2 separate regions of the Homo sapiens genome follow, and region 1 is linked to region 2. A link is a loop called in an ENCODE intact Hi-C map of the cell type or tissue named here. Cell type or tissue: PC-9. All regions are shown on one strand. Each heading gives the region's core, and the rest is flanking DNA. Links, peaks and the distances in the headings are about the cores only.

Region 1 (9,031 bases), core at 143-8,142, 180 kb before region 2:
ATTTTTTAAAGAGACAGGGTCTCATTCTGTTGCCCAGGCTGGCATACAGTGGCTGCATCACAGCTCACTGCAACCTTGAACTCCTGGGCTCAAGTGATCCTCCTGCCTCAGCCTCTCAAGTAGCTAGGACTACAGGCATGTGCCCCCACACATGGCTAATTAAAAAAATAAATAAATTGTAGACACAGGGTCTGGCAGTGTTGCCCAGGCTGATATCTGGGATCTTAAGGAAGGCTCCCAAATCTCTTTTTGCCCTAGTTTCTCTTCCATATAGGGTTGTTGAAGAAATAGAGGATAGTGGAAACTATAATGTGCTTTTTAAAGGATTTGGTATACAGTAGATGTAAGCTATTATTACAGTTTTCTGTGGTCTGACAATCCAAAGCATCTTGAGGCCTCTAATTCTCTACTTCTGAAAAGCTATCAATTCAACATGCTTCAACAACAAAATCCAAGGACCAGATAGGAACTTTTAAACATCTAAGTGATTCTGGACCAAAAACGGAGTATAAGCACTTTTTTTTTTTAGACACAGTCTCGCTCTGTGACCCAGTGGGGAGTGCAGTGGTACAACCTCAGCTCACTGCAACCTCTGCCTCCTGGGCTCAAGTGATTCTCCTGCCTCAGCCTCCCAAGTAGCTGGGATTACAGGTGTGCACCACCACACCCAGCTATTTTTTGTATTTTTAGTGGAGACAGGGCTTCACCATACTGGCCAGGCTGGTCTCAAACTCCTCACCTTGTTATCTGCCCGCCTCAGACTCCCAAGCACTTCTTATTTCTCCCACTAGTACAGTTAAAAACCATGGACACCATATACAAAACACACATAAGAGGACTATGAAGAGTGGAGAGGAGATGACTAGCTAGAGATCTCAGAACCCCAGGGAACAACATGGCCATGAGTTCCCTAAATTTTCTTTCTGTCTCATGTACCCCAGATAGAATCAGCACAATGCATACCTCAACTTTCATTCAGTGTTCTATTTTCCTTGATTTTATTTTTGGTGCTTTACAAATTAAAATGATCAACATCTGCCTTTACACTAAACCTATATGAAATATCTAGGATTTACTGAAAATAAGATAGGTAAAATAAGCATATGAGGACTCATTTATCCCATAGCCACTACTTTGTCATGGCTCAAACCATAGTGCCACTTCCAATCTCACTCCCTCACTATCCCAACTAAGCTCTTACCTAGTTTATGATTGCTATCCGATAACTGAAACTTAAGAATTGCCCTTCCCTCTCCTGCAGTGTGTATGGATTGTGTGTGTCTGTGTGTGTGTGTGTGTGTCTGTGTGTGTGTTTATACATATACATAAAATTTAAAAAACAAAAATCCATTTGTATATTCTGCAATATGTTGTAGTCTGTCATTATTTCATGTATTTAAGTCTTGCCCGTCAGATAAAATCTCAACCCTAAACAGAATAAGGAACAAAATCATATTCTTTTAATTTTTTTCCACTATGAATAGCAGGGTGCTAAACACGTAGAGCAGGAGTCAGTTTATTTATTCAATGCATGACAATTAAATCCCTACCTGTTAATGTGCTGAGGGATGAGGATTAAGAGAAAAACAGAAGGCAGTGTCTGTCCATAAAGGGTTTGTGGATGTGAGAAAGCCATGTAAACAAACATTTTAAGGGGTATACTGAGAATCAAAATGGAGATGTATTCAAGGCATTAATACGGGAAGACAGAGGAAGTGCCTAACTCTGCCAGGGAAAACATCACAGAAAAAAGATACAGGTCATTTAAATAGAATCGTGAAGGATAAAAAATTCCCAATCAAGAGAAGAGGTAGGAATGGCATTCAACTAACAGAGAACAGCAAGTGCAAACAAAATGATGAATGAGTGAGCAGGCCAGTACAATGAGGGACTATAAAAAATGCATAGGCTGTAAGTACAGGTATAGAAAGGGTGGTGACAAGTAACAAGGCTAGAATGGCAGCAAGGACTTAATGAAGCTGGAGGACGCTACATGCCACAAGACACATTCCTCCAGTCCTGGAGGCACTGGGGGTCACTGCAGAGACAGTGATAGGCTCGGATATCCATTCTGCTGATGAAATGGTAGACAGTTTGGAAGGGGAAAAAAATGAACAGATGTTAACAAACTATTTTAGAGTCTGAGAAACAGTGAGGATCTGCGCTAAGGGACACAGAGAAGAGAACTGTGCTAATTTCAAGCCTAAGTACAGATGAAAACAAATGGAGTGAGAAGAGAAGAGAGCCAAGGGAAGGACTGAGCAACATCAACATTTAACATAAAGCTCTACTGAAAGGCAAACCCATTCTTAGTTTGGAAATAAACTAAATATTTTTTCTATCTTTAAAACTGTAGTTCTCAAAGTATCAACAAGAAGAAACAGATCAAGATAAATATTTTAAAGCCTACACTGGAAACTCTTTATCTATCCAATAATCTCCCAATGTCTTTCAAACACTACGTGTTCAAAAATAAATAAATTCCATCTCCCTTGCAGCCCACTCCCCTCACCCCCAACAACAACAACAACAAAAAACCTGTCAAAGCAAAGAAGCTGCAAACATACCTGTTCATCAGGCTTTCTTTCGACAATGGGTACAAAAATTCATTTGAAAGCAGTAAATAGTCTACAGTCACTCATCCTATTTGGCCACTACACCATTTGACTTCTTCCCTTCTCTAGTTGCTCCTGTCTGTCCCACGAAATTCAAATTACTGGTCTTACACCTTTGGTTAGACATATGGCAAACTGCCTCTGTATAACTTGGCATAAAAAATCATTTTATGATTTTTCCTTTAACATTAATGATTTAATTTCTGTGAGGTATACTATCATAGCAAATTCAACTTGATTTAGAGCTCCACAGCATGAATACCACGGTCAGATAAACATGCTGCTGCTATTTGTAGCACAAAATGTTCCAATAGAAGCACTCTTTTCTGACTTTATCGTTTATACAAGGCACATCACTTCAAGTACACCCACTGACTTTACCACTGTGAAACCTATAAAATACAAAAATAACAATAATACAGGAAAAAAAATTAATCCAAGGCTTACATTATAGTCTAACAACAAAAAAATGCACACAAAATCTAAACTTTTCACTCCTCTGTTAGAGGCAACATAACTTTAGAAAGATAAGGCATTTTCCCCTGAAATCATATGCCCATATATATTTTATTTTGTTCTCCCCGCTAACATTTTCTGAGCATCTATGATGTCCCAGGCATTCTGCCTATACTGAGATGAATATGAATCTTGTATATTCTTTCAGGTAAAGTGGCTGGCAATAACTGAATGAAATCAGCATCTACCCAAAGGCTACCATATCACCATTTAGTTCTCAGCTCTAAGATTACCTCTCTGAAAGCCATGCCCTAAATATTTCTGCTAATACACCACCTCACACACATACAAGTCACTCTCTGTCCTTTTACTCTGTTTCATTTTTTTGTAGAACCATCAGCCTTGTCTTGATTTTCTTTCATTACTCTGTGTGTTTACTTTAAGTGTGACTTCCACTACTGAAAGGCAAGCTGTAGGAGGGATGGAAAATGCCCGTCTTGTTCACCACTTTATCAACGGTGCCTAGAAGGGTGCCTGGCATGTGCACAACACATATTTGGTGGTCTAATGAGTGCTTCCAAGTTCACAAATTACCAAAATATTAAAACTTTGTTTTATATGAAATCGTAATAGGGGTTTATTTGGTACCTCCATGAGTTCACAAGATCCAGAGACATATATATTCCATAAATTGACAGGCTAATAGAAAGAGATTTACTCAATTTAGTTTCTATCTAGTGCCATAAATTCAGTGGAAGTCAAATGCAAACTGCCCTTGAAGCATATTTAAGCTGTCTTTAAAATGGAGAAGCAAGAAAAGGAATACAAGAGGAAACAAAATTAATTTACTTGCTGAAAGAAGTATGAATACCATAGTTAGGAATTCATAATGCAAACAGTTTCAAAATGTCATTCAAGTTTCAAGTTCATATTTTTTTTCTATGACTTAGTGTAGTTATGAAAACACACTACACACTATTATATTAAAATATACAAAGTAGAAACTTGTATTCTGTAATAATTGGGATCCTCTGGAGGTGAGCAGCATATTCATATTTGGATTAAATAATGTGAAAGTTTCATTTGGTACTACTATAAAATATGAAAAAAGAAAACTAAAACAAAAAAACAAAAAGGCACACAGAATCTTGAAGTATCATGCTTCCAAAAACATGATGGAATAAAATTCCACTTTTAAAACCTATTTTGCAGGGGGAAAAAACTATTAATTCCATGTTGATACAGAAAGCACACAAAAGTTGCATTTTCTCTACTTTGGATCTCAGACTCTCAGTTCCATAAGTATAGCCCATTGTATGCAATTCCCAGGTCAGGGGTGCAGTAGACAAATTAATTAGTCTATTAAGTCTCAGTCGTATCCTGGCACTGATGTTTAGGTTAGCACCTTCGGCAACAAGTTTCTAACGCTTAACTATGCTGCCATTTGTTCCTGAGAGAAATTAGGAATGAAGGAGGAGAAAAAAAAAAAAAAAAAACCATAGCTGGGAAAAGTTCCCACTGACCTAAAGGCAGAAACATGCACGTGAGTCAGCGGTAGATTGGTGTATACATAAAAAGGAGAAAAACTCCAGTTGATTAGTTCTTGCTATTTCAAGTGATTAGGAGAAAAATAAATGGTTTCTTATCTAAGGGAAATTTAAATAGCATTTAACACTCTACAAAATCAACCTTAAAAAGATGATAGTTTGCTATGACTTAGCACTAAAGAGAAGCCCATGATTTCATATGATGAATCTCTGAAGTATTTCATGGGAAGATTGAACACTTGACTAAATATTCGTGGATGCTACAAATAACTGAAATGAACCAAATCACATATTTCCAAAAACAAACACATGTGCACTCATGCACATATGCACAGAGAAAGAGACTATCAGTTATTGTTCACCTTGAGCCATCAGCTACTGCAGGGTGTATCTAAAACAACCACATACCATACATAGTTGGAAATACAACAGAGCCAAGTTTGTTGACTGTCATACAACGCAACGGAATACCTATGTACTGTGTAGGCATTTTCTTTTCTCTTAAACTTTTCGTTTTCTTTTGTTCAGTGAGGTCATGGTACAGTGAAATGTTTTTACAGCATCACTGACCCAGAAGTGTGCAAAGGATTAGGCTCTAACAACTGTTTTACACGTAATAATTGGGTGTTGAGATTGTCTCAAATATCTCTGAGAACAGTAATGAGAAATGAATAACAGGATAAAGAATAACTCAGTTTACAATGACAGTCTGTCATAACAAATATCTGTTACATATTGGTCAACCATACTATGTTAGAACCCTGATACACCTTTACTAAAGTGATGTTAAACACCAGGCCATTTAGAATCCATCCAGCATGCTGGATTACTGAAAAACAATTGCAGTAGATATGTCTTATAGTTTCTCCAGACAATCCTATTGTCTGGGCTCTATAAAAGCTTGAGTTTGTCTCATTTCCCCCAGACTCAATGCCATTAAATTGAGGATTATGCAAACATAACTACATTTCTTAGAATTTTTCTTCAGGAAATAATCGGAAATACTGAGATATTAAAGTATTAAGGAGGTCAAAAGATAATGATTTAATATTATGTATAATAGTAAAAACTGAAACAATGAAAATGTACAACAATAAGGAAAAAGTTAAATAAACTATGATATAATGGAATAAGAAGTCGTTAAGTGCCATGTTTTCAAGGAACAGTTAATAGGACATAAAATCCCTAGATTATGGCAGGCAAACAATGAAGAATTGTTAAATGAATGAAATAAAAATGCAGCTTACAACTTTATGAATAGCTTAATTCTAATACATACGAATATTATATAAAAAGCATTATATATACATCTTTTATATATAATATGCACACTCAAAGAAAAAGAAAGATACACCAGATGCTGACAGAGGTTATCTTTGGGTAGTGGAACAAAACACGATTCTTACTATACACACATATTACTTTTACAATTAGAAATGAAGCTATTGTAGCTACTATAGCAGTTTGAGTCAAGTAAGGTCATTAACAAAGATGATGATCCTGACAGAATACAGGATGAATCAGAACTTTCTGAGTGATATTCTCATCAAACAGTTGATATAACCGTCAGACCTAGCCAAGTCCAGCAAATCCTGATACCCTCCAACACTATCTTTCCTCCAGGCATAATTAATCCCTGTTATTAAATTACTGTTTCTTATTATTATGTATATTAATGTAATGTCTATTTATCTGTGTGATGTGTTGTAAAATGCCAATTTTTTTATGGCTCTGGAATTCATCCTCTAAGGCCAAAAAAGGGGTGTATGTGGGTATGTATTTGACAAACTCATTTATTTATGACAAACTGCCCTAAACCTGTTTCACATATGGCAATGGATATTTTTACAAGCTCTGCTAAAGAGAATCTCATCCTTCAAATTGACAGTTATAGTTTCTCCAAAAAAATATCATTTTGCAAGTTTTTTAAAATAGCATTTTGAATCAACATTGCCAACTTTTTTAAAGTGTTTCAAAAGATGCAGTTACTCCCTAAACTAAGAATAGTGATATCTGTTTCTTAAGATCCAAATTATTTTATGGGCAAAGTCCATTCCAGCCTATCACTTACAGATACCTTTTTATATCATCATCTATGTCACCCAAAGGTATCCCCATGTGTAGTTTTTCTTCAACTGTCATGACATTAAAGTAAATGGAACTCCTCTGTGATCTATTTGTGTGGTTACTATGGCAGTCACTTGAATTTTGCACTTGGGATAACCCTATTTGGGGCAGGGGAGAAAAGTAAGGAACCAAAAGAATGGAAGAAGAAGTTAGGGCAATGGTCAGCACCTTTAAACACTTACTTTTTATTTGGAACAGCCTTTGGCCAAAATCTATAAAATTCTGACCTGACTTTTTGGCTTCCTGGCATGAAAGTCCTTAGTATTGTGATGCGAACACCATGACAGTGGAAAGAACATCAACCTTTTCCCTTGCTCTTAAGAATCATTAAACTTCTGCTTCTCGCCATCCCCCAAATTTCCACCTCACACTCCCCCACCAACCCTAGTCAGGCCCTGGTTCACAGGTTCTATTGACCAGACAATGGAAACGCCACATGGTGACTGAACGGCTCTGATGGAAAACAGATGAGACAGGGTACTCTGCTTGCCCAGCATTTTTAAGCATGCAGCCCTCCCTTGCTGTCTTTGAGGATATCACTGTAGGTGACACGTGAAGACAGTTAGGGAACGAAATCTGAACACTTTCTATTTTCACGGGTTTTCTTAATTTTTTCAAAGTATTTTCACTCTAAATATGATATCCTAAAAAAGGAAAAGAAAACAAAACAAAACACACTCCAGTAGGTAACAGATAAAAGCAGCTGATATAATTGAAGAGTAGAAGCTGCAGGCAGAGGCTGCAGAGCTTCACTGAGAGCCTGCCCACCTACTCTTCAGCTTCCCCCAAAGCTCCCTATGACCCCTGAAATTCTAGGGCCCTGAGGAACATGACTTGAAAACCACTTAAAAAGATCCTGTCCTTTCAATCACAGAGTTAATATTCACAATGTTGATTATTTCCAGCAACATAAAAGTCCACGACGTGTATAACATTTGTAACTTTAAAAGTCTAAAGGAGTCACTAAATTTTTTGACAATATTTTGCTCTATTATTATGAGTAAAATTGTGTCACAATAGGATTTAAAAATCCTAGGGGTTCATAAAAATAACAGGCCCAAGTTTTTAAAAATGCATTTGTCCTCCTAAATTATTTTCAATAGAGGAGGAGAAAACTGTATTTTTTATAGCTAGCTGTAAGTGAATTAGCTACCAAGCATAAAGTCAGAGGCCAGAATCACGCAAAACCCTATTCAATAGTAGAAACTGTTATAGTAGTTTCAGAAAGGAAAAGAAAATTAAGCAATGGTCCTCATGCCACTTAGCCAGCCAAAGAGATGTCCAGAAACTTAATATATCCTGCCTTATTTTTTTTTCTTAGTCCTCATAAAACTGACAAAACAAAAGATGGGGTAAAGTTTTAAATAGTCAATAAAAATGTTTTGTAAAGTGCTCTGGATATTTTTAGTGTCACAATAAGGCCTCATTTCAAAGAAACATGGTTGGATGCCTTGAAAATTTTTGCATATTTCTATGATATATCTTCAAGAGATAGTCACTTGAGATAAACATTTAATTACTTCCTACTTGAAAACAAGAGTTTTAATAGCTCATTCCACACTATATTGTAATTGTCTGTTGATGGCTTTTTAAAAGTATTGGTACTTGTAAACTTCTCACTAGGCAGTGAGTTCCTTGAAAGTAGGTTGTAGGTTTTATTCATCCTAGTTTGGTTATTCATTAATCCATTCAACATTCCCATTGTATACCTACTAGCCCTATACTAAATCCTTATTAGTAGTTAAGTATACACAGAAAAAAGTCACAGTTCCTACCCATAAATTCTAAAAGTGTAGTGAATAAGAAAGCAAATGATTGCAATACAGTGTCTTAGAGTCCAACACTGTGTCACAGGAGCACAAAGAAGTGACAGAGAGCTCACCTGAAATACCAGGGAACAGCCAATCTGAACCACAGTGGAAGCTTCAGCTAGGTTCTGAAGACCACTGGGAGCTAATCATGGAATGTGTGGTGACATATGCAACCAGAAGATCTAAGCAATGCCATATATTCAAGGGTCTCATATGTTATACTGAAGTTTCTTCACTTTATTCTGAGAATCCATTTAGGAATTTTGGAAAAGTCACTTTGTATATACAACAGAGTGTATATAAAACAGACTAGAAGGTGCAAAACTGGCTGCAGGGAAACCAGTTAAGAGATAGTTGTGGTGATTCCGGTGAAAAACGATGTAATCCTAAACAGTCTTAGTTTAAAGTAGAGAATGGTGGACATACCTGAGAAGTATTAAGGAGACAGAACAAGCAAGCCTTAAAAACTGAGTTG
Region 2 (9,031 bases), core at 386-8,385:
GAAGCTTGCAGCCCATGAGATATTTGAGGTGAAGTAAAGAAGTGGTATCTGGGAACTCTAAGAAGGTGCTGAGGTCTGAAATTCAAAAGTAAAAGTAACTATTGAACCAGTGAATTGCTGCAATGTAGATCCTGGCACACCCCCAGCCCCCAGCCCCGCAAAAAAAAAAAAACAAAAACTGATGATTCAACTCCATGATTCTTCTATTCCACGATAAGAACAATGTCTGATCAATCTCTCAAGGTTCCACCCTTGGCCAAGCCAACAAACTCTCAGCTACATCATTTTCATAGCCACCCACATGGCCTTATTCAGGTACTCTTGCTCACACTATATACAGACATGCTAAATCATATTTGTTCACTTCTCTGTTTAAAATCCTCCAGGGTGTTCAACAGAATGTACTTTGAATAAAATACATATTTTATACTACGAACCTCGCCACCTCTCTGACCTCATTCCTATCACTTCCTCTAATTGCCTGAGTCCAGCCTCCCTGGCCAGTGAGTGCCTAGCTTGCTACTTTTAGAGACAACCCTAGTGCGTCCTCTGATAGGAAGTTCTTTCAGATCTTCACGGGGTTGGCTCTTTCTTGTTACTCAAGAATATCCTTACAGAGGCCTTCCTTGACCACCTCATATAAAATAGCCCAGTCACATGCTGTCTTATCACCCTGTCTTGTTTTCCTAATGGCAAATTTCACTATTGGAAATAATCTTATTCATGTGTTTGTGGATAGCTGATTGTGTTTTCACTCTCTACAAGTTCAATGACAGCAAGGATCTGTGTCTCTTATAGTCACAGTGTCCCCACAGTGTATAACAGTGCCACACACAGAGTAGGCATTCAAACATTTAAGTAAAAATGAATGTAATTAGAATATTGGCATGTAAGTGGATGTCCTGAACATCATGAAAACAAATTATTGCCTGATGTAAATTATACATTATCCCTTCTTACCACTGTGATGGGCTTTAAAAATACCCAGAAATAACATAACAAAATGTCCTTTTTGTCTACTCCTAAATCTTGGCTTCTCTCTGTACTCTATGCCTAAAAAGTTTTATTTTCACTCAATTTAAGTTATTAAGTCATATAAGCGACTTTTTAATCTACCTTTCTAGCCGCAACCCCTCCTTTCCCTGAATTCTGGCCTGCCTATACATATCTCAACAATTCTACTTCAGTTTCTGCCATCATATAAAATTCAGCATATGGAAACCTGAAATTATTAATAGTATCTCTAAGGCAAAATCAGTTTTTCCTTCTGTCTTTAATACTTTCACCAACCATCCTCTGAATACCCATATTTAAAAGCTAAAAATGATCTTGATTATGAAATTCAAGAACTGGAAGAGGGACTGGAGGACAACAAGTAAAGTGGTCTTCAAGTTTTTTTAAAGCTGTGTTAGCCTTTTTTAAAACAAAAGCTTACCAGGAAGTCTGATATGTAAAACAGATGAATTTGCAGTTGTTCTGGGAGTTAAACTGGTAGTCTCTGAAGAAAACTTCAAAAAGAACCACTAATCTGGTCCAAACTTCCTTTTTCTTCTCCCTAACCCCCTTCAACACACACACACACACACACACACACACACACACACACACACACACAGAATTATACAGCGGAAAATGTAAGTCCAGAGAGCTTAAATCTTCTTTGCAGGTAAGAAATAGTAATTCTGCCCAACACAGTTATCACCCAGAACAATGCCTACCACATAGAAATAATTTAGGAGTCAAGGTTCTTAAAGATCGGTGTTACCTCCATGCTTACATGCATCAGAAATGATTATCAGTTATTGCAAAGTGATACATTTCATGCACGGCTTTTATTGGATGACATGAAAAGAAATCTTCAGAGTTTAGAGTAAAACTTACAGCTTCTAATTATAGACATATTTACCCACTTCTAGTGAAAGAAGTCAAACATGAGTCCAGTGAAAAGAATTGTGGCACCGTGAAAAAAGTAAAGTCTCAATTCCATAGCCATCCTAGCCTCACTTTCTATTTCTGAGCATGGTTTTTCAAACTCTCTGGGCCTCATCCTCTTCATCTTTAATATTATTAATGTGTGTGATGACATGCTAAGACTCTTTCAATCCTAAGTCTATGATCTGCTATTACACTATTCTTAAGTATTTTCCTTGAGCTACTGCATCCACAAAGAATCAGTATCACAAGTTAGAGGTAATTTGGAAAAGAACCAATCGTCCTACAAGGATTTCTTGAGTATCTATCACATACCAGGTACTGTGCTGGGCATCTGAAATTCAGAGAAAAAGAAACAAGGGACACTATCTCACCTCAATGAGATAACAGTCCAACAAGGAAGCGCCAAGCAAGTAACCATACAGCACAGAGGTGGACACCGAAAGAGGGGCACTCAGAAGCCTGAGAGGCAGAGGCAGTGGTGAGGGGGCTTCTGAAAATCAGGAAGGCTCTGCTAGGTTGGAGTAGGTGACAACTGACTTTAGATTTGGATGATAAATACGATTTGAGTGCTCAGAAAGAGCTGGAGGAGGTGCTATATGTGGCAAAAGATAAGCACATTTTAAACTGCCTTATACTTTTAAACAAATAATAATAAATCAGCATTTACTGTAATAAAAATACTTTATCAGGCCATCTCACACAGTTCCCAAAGCTTATGAGGAAAAATTTAAGTCAATTTCCTTTTAATAAATATTATTTAACGACTGGAACATTTAGAGAAACATACATAAGCAGGCCGTGGCAGCACGTCACTCAGGGACAATAATCTAACAGGGAATTTCAGACAACCTAGCCTAGACTAAATGCTGGGCAGCACCTGGCAGACAAGGTGGCAAAGCCCCTATAAATAGTGATGATTCACTAACATGACATAAATCAAGATTTTAACTCACCAAAAACTAACATTTTGATTTAAAAACACAAATCAGTGCCATTAAAATTCATCAGCGGCCCCTAGCACATGAGTAATGAGATCATATCAACTTATATCATGTAACTAAAAGGAAAAGGTGGTTTTCTAAATGGTAATTCAGATTGGACAAATAACACACTGTATCAAGTTTTGTAGCTCTAGGCCATATTTTGCTAAACACAAAGGTACATTATGCATGACTAAAGAAAACAGTGAAAATCAGAGCAATTAATTTCCCAGCTATGTTTCCCATAAAAAGACATCACTACTATGATCTGCTTATAACACAAACTTTTTTGCATTGCACAATGATCTAAGTGTGTAATAACTTACATATTTCACTAAGATGTAACATCCTTCAAAACATCCTTATAATGAAAGTTTTCCAAAAACATTATTGATCACCGGCATGTCTCATGTTTTAAAATTACTGACGAATCCTTTACTATTTTCTTTACAGCTAGAAATAATTCTTCTTGATCACTAGAGTGTAAAGGGGTATAAAGTACAAAGACTGAATATTTTCTTAAATACTAACATCCCAGTTGACACAGGACATTTCCCATAACTTGCCCAAAACAATAATTAGGAGAGTTGTCACTGGAATCCTAAAAATATATGTAAGAAAACAGAGATTCGTTGGCATCAATTTAGCACAGCAAGAGATTTCCATTAAGTGCTTTTTCAAATTATTTGCAAACACTTTTTAGCTGAACCCTCTCATTTCCAGTGGAGCCTTTTATGTTTCTTTGCAGAACTCAAGAACCTTTTCTCAGGTGGCTCTGCTTTGCTGCAGGTAAGTTTGGTATTAACACATTTTCTTTATCTGTTGGAGGTAGTGAAACGGCTCTCTTCCTCCGTTGTCTTTCACTGGCACCTTTGTGGCCGCTCGTAGTCACTGACCTCACCTTGCTGGAAAGGTGGCTAAGAAAAGAGCAGTTTCTAATAACTCAAGGGAACTGCAGCGTTTCCATTCAGAACAAACAGCAGGACCCAGCTGGAGGGGTGCAGCTCTAAAGAAGTAAGACCCGCACCACAGCGGACAACTTCCAGAGGCTCTTCTCCAACACCGCCAAACACAGGCGGAAACACGGAGCCTGGACAGAAAGAGGGACGAGCAGAGAGATGGGCGCAGAGAGCAAGAGACAGGGGAGCCAGGAAGACCGGGAGCGAAAGCCTCTTGAGAGAGAGAGAGAGACCAAAAGATTGTGCGAAAGTGACAGAGGGAAGAGGATGAAGGGACAGAGGAGGGACACACTGGGAGAGCCAGAGCAGGCGGTGGGGAGAGGGAGACAGACGCACGGAAGGAAAGAGAGACCGGGGGGAGAGGCAAAGGATAGCAATAAGGAGAGGAAGGGAGAAAGGAAGAAAAGGGAGAGAATGAAAGACCCAGAACTTGAGAGAGAGGCATAGAGAGAGAGAAGCAGGAGAGAGAGGAGAAGAGACAGGCAACTGAAGCAGAGACGGAGCCCAGTCCAAGGCGCCGGGACCAGCCCGCTGCGCACTTTCCCCCACGGCAAGGCTGGGTCTCGGGAGGCGTCCGGGGCAGGTGGGTGCCTGCGGGTCCCGCCTGGGCTGGCCCTGGGCCCCCGCCCCGCCGGGCTCCCTCCCATTTCCCGGATTCCGCGACTGCCCTCAGCTCGCCCTCCCGCCCCATCCCTCCGCTCGCAGGTCCGACTCCCTGCCTTGGGGCGTCCCTACAGCCCGAAGCACGTGTCCCGCCCGCCGCCGCCGCTGCCCCGACTCCTCGCCTGCGCAGGCACGAGGCCTCGGGGTCCCGGCAGAGCCGCCCGCGCACAAAGCCGAGGCGGCCACCGCCTGACCCCCTCCCCGCCGCCGCCACCGCCCCACGGCCGCGCAGCCCGCCCTCGCTCTCGCCCTCTCCCTCGCGCGCTCCGTCCTGCCTAGGGCGACCGCCGCCCAGCTCCGCACCCAGCCGCTACCCGTCCCGCGCCGCCCCTCGCTCTGCCCGGCTCTCGCCGGCTCGGCCGCCTCCCGCGCGCTCGGGAACTCGGCCACCCGCAGGGGACGGGGCCCCGCCGCGCGCGCCTTACCCGCGGCTGCGCTCCCGGCTCCCGCGTCCTCAGCGCCGCGGTCTCCGCACTGCCCGGCGTCCCGCGAGGCCCCGCCGACTCCGCGCCCCGCGCCCGGCTGCGCCGTCAACTTCTGGCCGCCGCGGCCGCTCCGCCGCCGCCGCCGCCGCCACCGCGGGACTTTTTTTTTTTTTTTTTTTTTTTTTCCCTCTCGCTCCTCGGCTGCCTCTGGAATTTTTTTTTTTCACTTGCCCTCTCCAGCTCCCACTAGTGATTGGAGACTGAGAGCCAAGTACTTAGCGGAGGGATTACACTTCTCAACGCACTTGGAGCGGCCCCAGCGCCGCCGCCTGTGTGCGGAGTGCGGAGCCGACTTGGGGAGCGGCGGGGTGCGGGCCGGAGGCAGCCCGGGTACAGGGGTGCGCTTCCCAAGCCCCGTCCGCTGCTCAGAGCATCCCCAAGATTTCCCTCATGGGTCCTGTCCTGGTTGTTTAAGAAGGTTTCCAGAAAACCTCCTGGTTTGAAGAACAAAGATTCGTGGAATTATTGTACCTTGAGAGCTGGAAAGGGCTCGCAGAGATGATATAATGTCGTGGATTTCAACTTTTCGGGGCCATAGACACTTTTCAGAAATTGATAAAACGTTGACACACCTTGTAAAAAATGAACACATTAAAATTAAGCCTGCAGTTTGAGGTGGGGGTTTTAAGAATCTTGAAATATATACAGTTGAGCGTCCAAGGGAAATGAAATATTTCCCTTCTACATATTTTTTGAAACCGTTAAACGAAAACAACCACCAAAAAATTAAAAATAAAAAAATAAAACCCAAAAGAGAAAACCCATTCCATTTGTATTTGATGACAGTTTACAGTTAGTCGTGTTTCTTTTGGAAAAGTATGTAACGTCTTATACTTTGTGGTCTCCTTGCTAAGTCTTTAAGTGTTGAAACACTTTCTAAGTGGGTAAATATAAAGTAAGCTAGTTCACAGTCAGAAATTTGGGGAGAATAGTTAACCTCTTTAAAATCAGCCATTTTGCCAACTCTATTTCCCAGGGAGATATCTCGTGACTTCCAAATACTCTTTTCCTTTCAATACCTTTCAGCTTCCCACTCTCCAGCATTACTTATTTTCTCCTTCTGTAAAATTTTTTTCCTCCAAAATATTGACAAACAGTCTCTGGTCACCACCAAGTGTGTGATCTAAGTCATTTTTTTTTTTAACAGTTTTTCACCCTGAAGTAACTTTCTTCCAATTTTCTTCATATCTATTTCTATATTCAATTCTTAGCCTACTATTTTCTTTCAACTACTCCCTTTTCTTAAATTGTTTCTATTAAATCTTTTTTAAACATTAAATGTAATCTTTTTGCACTTATCAATAAAAAATTCATTTGTGTATCAATTTATTTTATGCAGCTTGCACTTAAAGCAGGCGGTGCCCCCAGTGTTTATTGAGTGTATGAAGATGTGGTCATGTTTTTTCTATAAAAGCAATGTTAGAGTCTCCACAAAGGTCTTTTTGCCCCATGATATATCTGCATTGTGATTTCTAATGCCAAACTGGAAGAAGAAAGGTATCTGAAAGAAAATTTCCAAAACAAGTGAAATTAGTCATTGACATCATCTGACCTTCCTTATTCAACCACTGTTCCAGTCCCCAGTACCAGTACTCATCCTCTTGCCCCAAGAATTCCAAGATAAAATCCATTCATTTTACTCTCATCCCAATTCTTCTCTGATACCCTCACTCCCACCCCTTCCCTTTTCCACCTCCTTTCTTTCAAAACAATAAAGCATATGACTACCTAAATTACCTTCTACCTGGTCCTCAATCCAATTTTTCATCATCTCCATCCTCATATTAACTAAGTGTTTTGTGGGGAGAAGGGGGCTTGAAGACACGGAAATTATAACTTCTACACCATTAAAATAAAAGACAAAGCAAGGAATTATGAGCTATTATGTAATTAACTAAAAATAATAAATTATCGAAAATGAAATGTGAGTTTAGAAATATGAGTTTTAAATATTGAAAATAAGATACCAAATTATAATTCATTACAGAGCTTATGATTGTATACATAGAAAAGCTTAGAGAATTTACTGGAAATCCATAGAACTAAAAATGTAATGTGTTGATCATTGTCAATATCTCATCAACATTAAGCAAGTTTAAAGAGGAAAGAAACCTGATTGAATCTATCCTTTCTACTGTGTGAATTACTGATAATTTGTATTTGACAGCTGTATAATCTCCCTTAGAATTGGAGCACTCATAAACTGCAGTGAAATAAAGCAGACATTATGCAGAATGTTTTGGAGCTAGTGGTATTGTCACCTGTATCTTTTCAGAAGTTGCACTAAGGATTATCTTTCCTTGGCTTAACTCCTCCATTCAGCAAATATCCTTCAGAGAATCTGCTGGGTATAAGATACTGATTCAGGGAATACAGGCATCTCTGGATAGAGAAGACACAGATTCCACTTCAATCAACTTGCAGACAAGGAGACAGATTTTTTTAAATACCTTGTTTAAATATATTTTTTAAAATTCCAAATCAGAGAACAAAGGAAATTCCTGTAGGTCTTTGGGATGAAAAAAAAAAAGCACTCCAGGTGGGAGAAAATGGGGTACAGGGGAAACTGTGTTTGAGGTGGGCCTTAGATGGTAACATTTCTGTAAGCAGGAATGGGGAGCCTTGGAAAGAAGCTATTCAAAAATCAACATTTTTGAGTGCCTATGACAAACCAAGTCCTGGTATTTGAGAGGCAAACTCTGTCCATTCCTTCTTGAAACTCATAATACAGAAGAAACAAGATACTTAAAAAATATATAGAACTTTCTATGAGAAGTGCATTAATGCATGAACACACAATTTTTGGAGCATAGAAAAATGAACTATTCTGCCTAGAAATCTCAGGAAAACCTTCCTAGAGTAGTCACATTTCATAAGGGTCCTGAAGGATCTTTAGAGATCAAAGCGGGGCTAGAAAGAGAATAAACATCCTAAGCAAGGAGAACCCTATGAAAAAGCATGGCGTGTTTAGAGAACAGCTGGTATCTCAGTGCTGCTATCCAAGTGATGAGGAGAAGGTGCAGCAGATGACTCTCTTAGGCTAAGCAGGGTTCAGAAATAACCTTCTCAAACATACTAATGAAATTGATTTTTTCCTTATTAGGTAATGGAGAAGCACTGGAGATTTGTAAGCCACGGAGTCAAATGGTGGACTGGGATTTTCAGGAGATCATTTAGAGGTACCTGGAGAGGGAGAAATGAAAGCACAAAACTAATTAAGGGTCTGTCATTGAAAGAAGGAATACTTGAACCAAGACAATGGTGTAACTACCAAGACAGCAGACTCAAAAGACACTTCCTATATTGCTAACTGTAGCCTTGGATTTTGGTGCCTTTAAAGGCCATAGGAGCCAGATGTGGTGGCATATGCATGTAGTCACAGATACTCAGAGGCAGAGGTGGGAGGATCCCTTGAGTTCAAGACCAGCCTGAGCAACATAGTGAGACCCCCACATGCCCACACCATATCTAAATAAATAAATAAGTAAATAGAGACCACTGGGGGGAGAAGAATAGAAAGGAGGGGCTTCATTGGGTGCATGACAAATTTTAGCAAAAGCAAGATTTTTTTCCCCTCTGCTTCTACATAAGGAAACCAGGGCAGTGTATATAGGACTCTCAAACACTTGCAGGCATATTTCCCATTAAGAAAGACATTTGCCCAGGCCCACTGGAATTGAACTATTTGGGGAATTTATAAGTAGAGAAATAGGACAGACCTGGGGACACAGCTTGCTTCTATGCTGTCAGCCTCCCCTTCTCCTTCCTCTTCATGGATATCCTCACTCCTACCACTTTCCTTTTCCACCCCCCTCTTCTCTCAAAACTGAAGGTAAAGGATTTGACCACCATTAATATATTGTCATAAATCAAGGCATACAATGCTAAGTAACATTCTAGAACATGTGCTTTTAAACTATTTCTCTCTAATTGTGGAATAAAAGTCTGCCTCTTTTCAGGTATGGTATTTTAGGAATCAGGTGAAGGAAATATTTTTCAGTGTAAGAAA

What was found. Peaks named below come from ENCODE experiments on the same cell type or tissue, not always from the same donor. Only the 100,000 strongest peaks of a DNase experiment are listed, where the experiment ranks them.
Region 1: a loop joins it to region 2, with 2.9 times the contacts of the local background. A loop is called at or near these places in 5 of 110 quality-filtered maps.

What each region holds. Positions count from the first base shown.
Region 1 is chr4:94,929,990-94,939,020 of GRCh38, reverse strand. All of the region lies in intron 2 of BMPR1B (bone morphogenetic protein receptor type 1B), which reads right to left. Among named protein-coding and RNA genes, the nearest start is that of BMPR1B, 180 kb to the right of the region's middle. In PC-9, for the core only: no CTCF peak of the experiment used is centred there; a DNase peak (open chromatin) is centred at 3,940; H3K27ac peaks cover 1,129 bases.
Region 2 is chr4:94,754,000-94,763,030 of GRCh38, reverse strand. It overlaps BMPR1B (bone morphogenetic protein receptor type 1B), which reads right to left and starts at 5,076. Exons shown (of 13, transcript NM_001203.3): 1 at 4,963-5,076. BMPR1B-DT (BMPR1B divergent transcript) reads left to right here and starts at 5,498. Exons shown (of 3, transcript NR_121610.1): 1 at 5,498-5,637; 2 at 8,126-8,201. In PC-9, for the core only: a CTCF peak has its summit at 5,245; no DNase peak of the experiment used is centred there; H3K4me3 peaks cover 1,822 bases; H3K27me3 peaks cover 1,100 bases.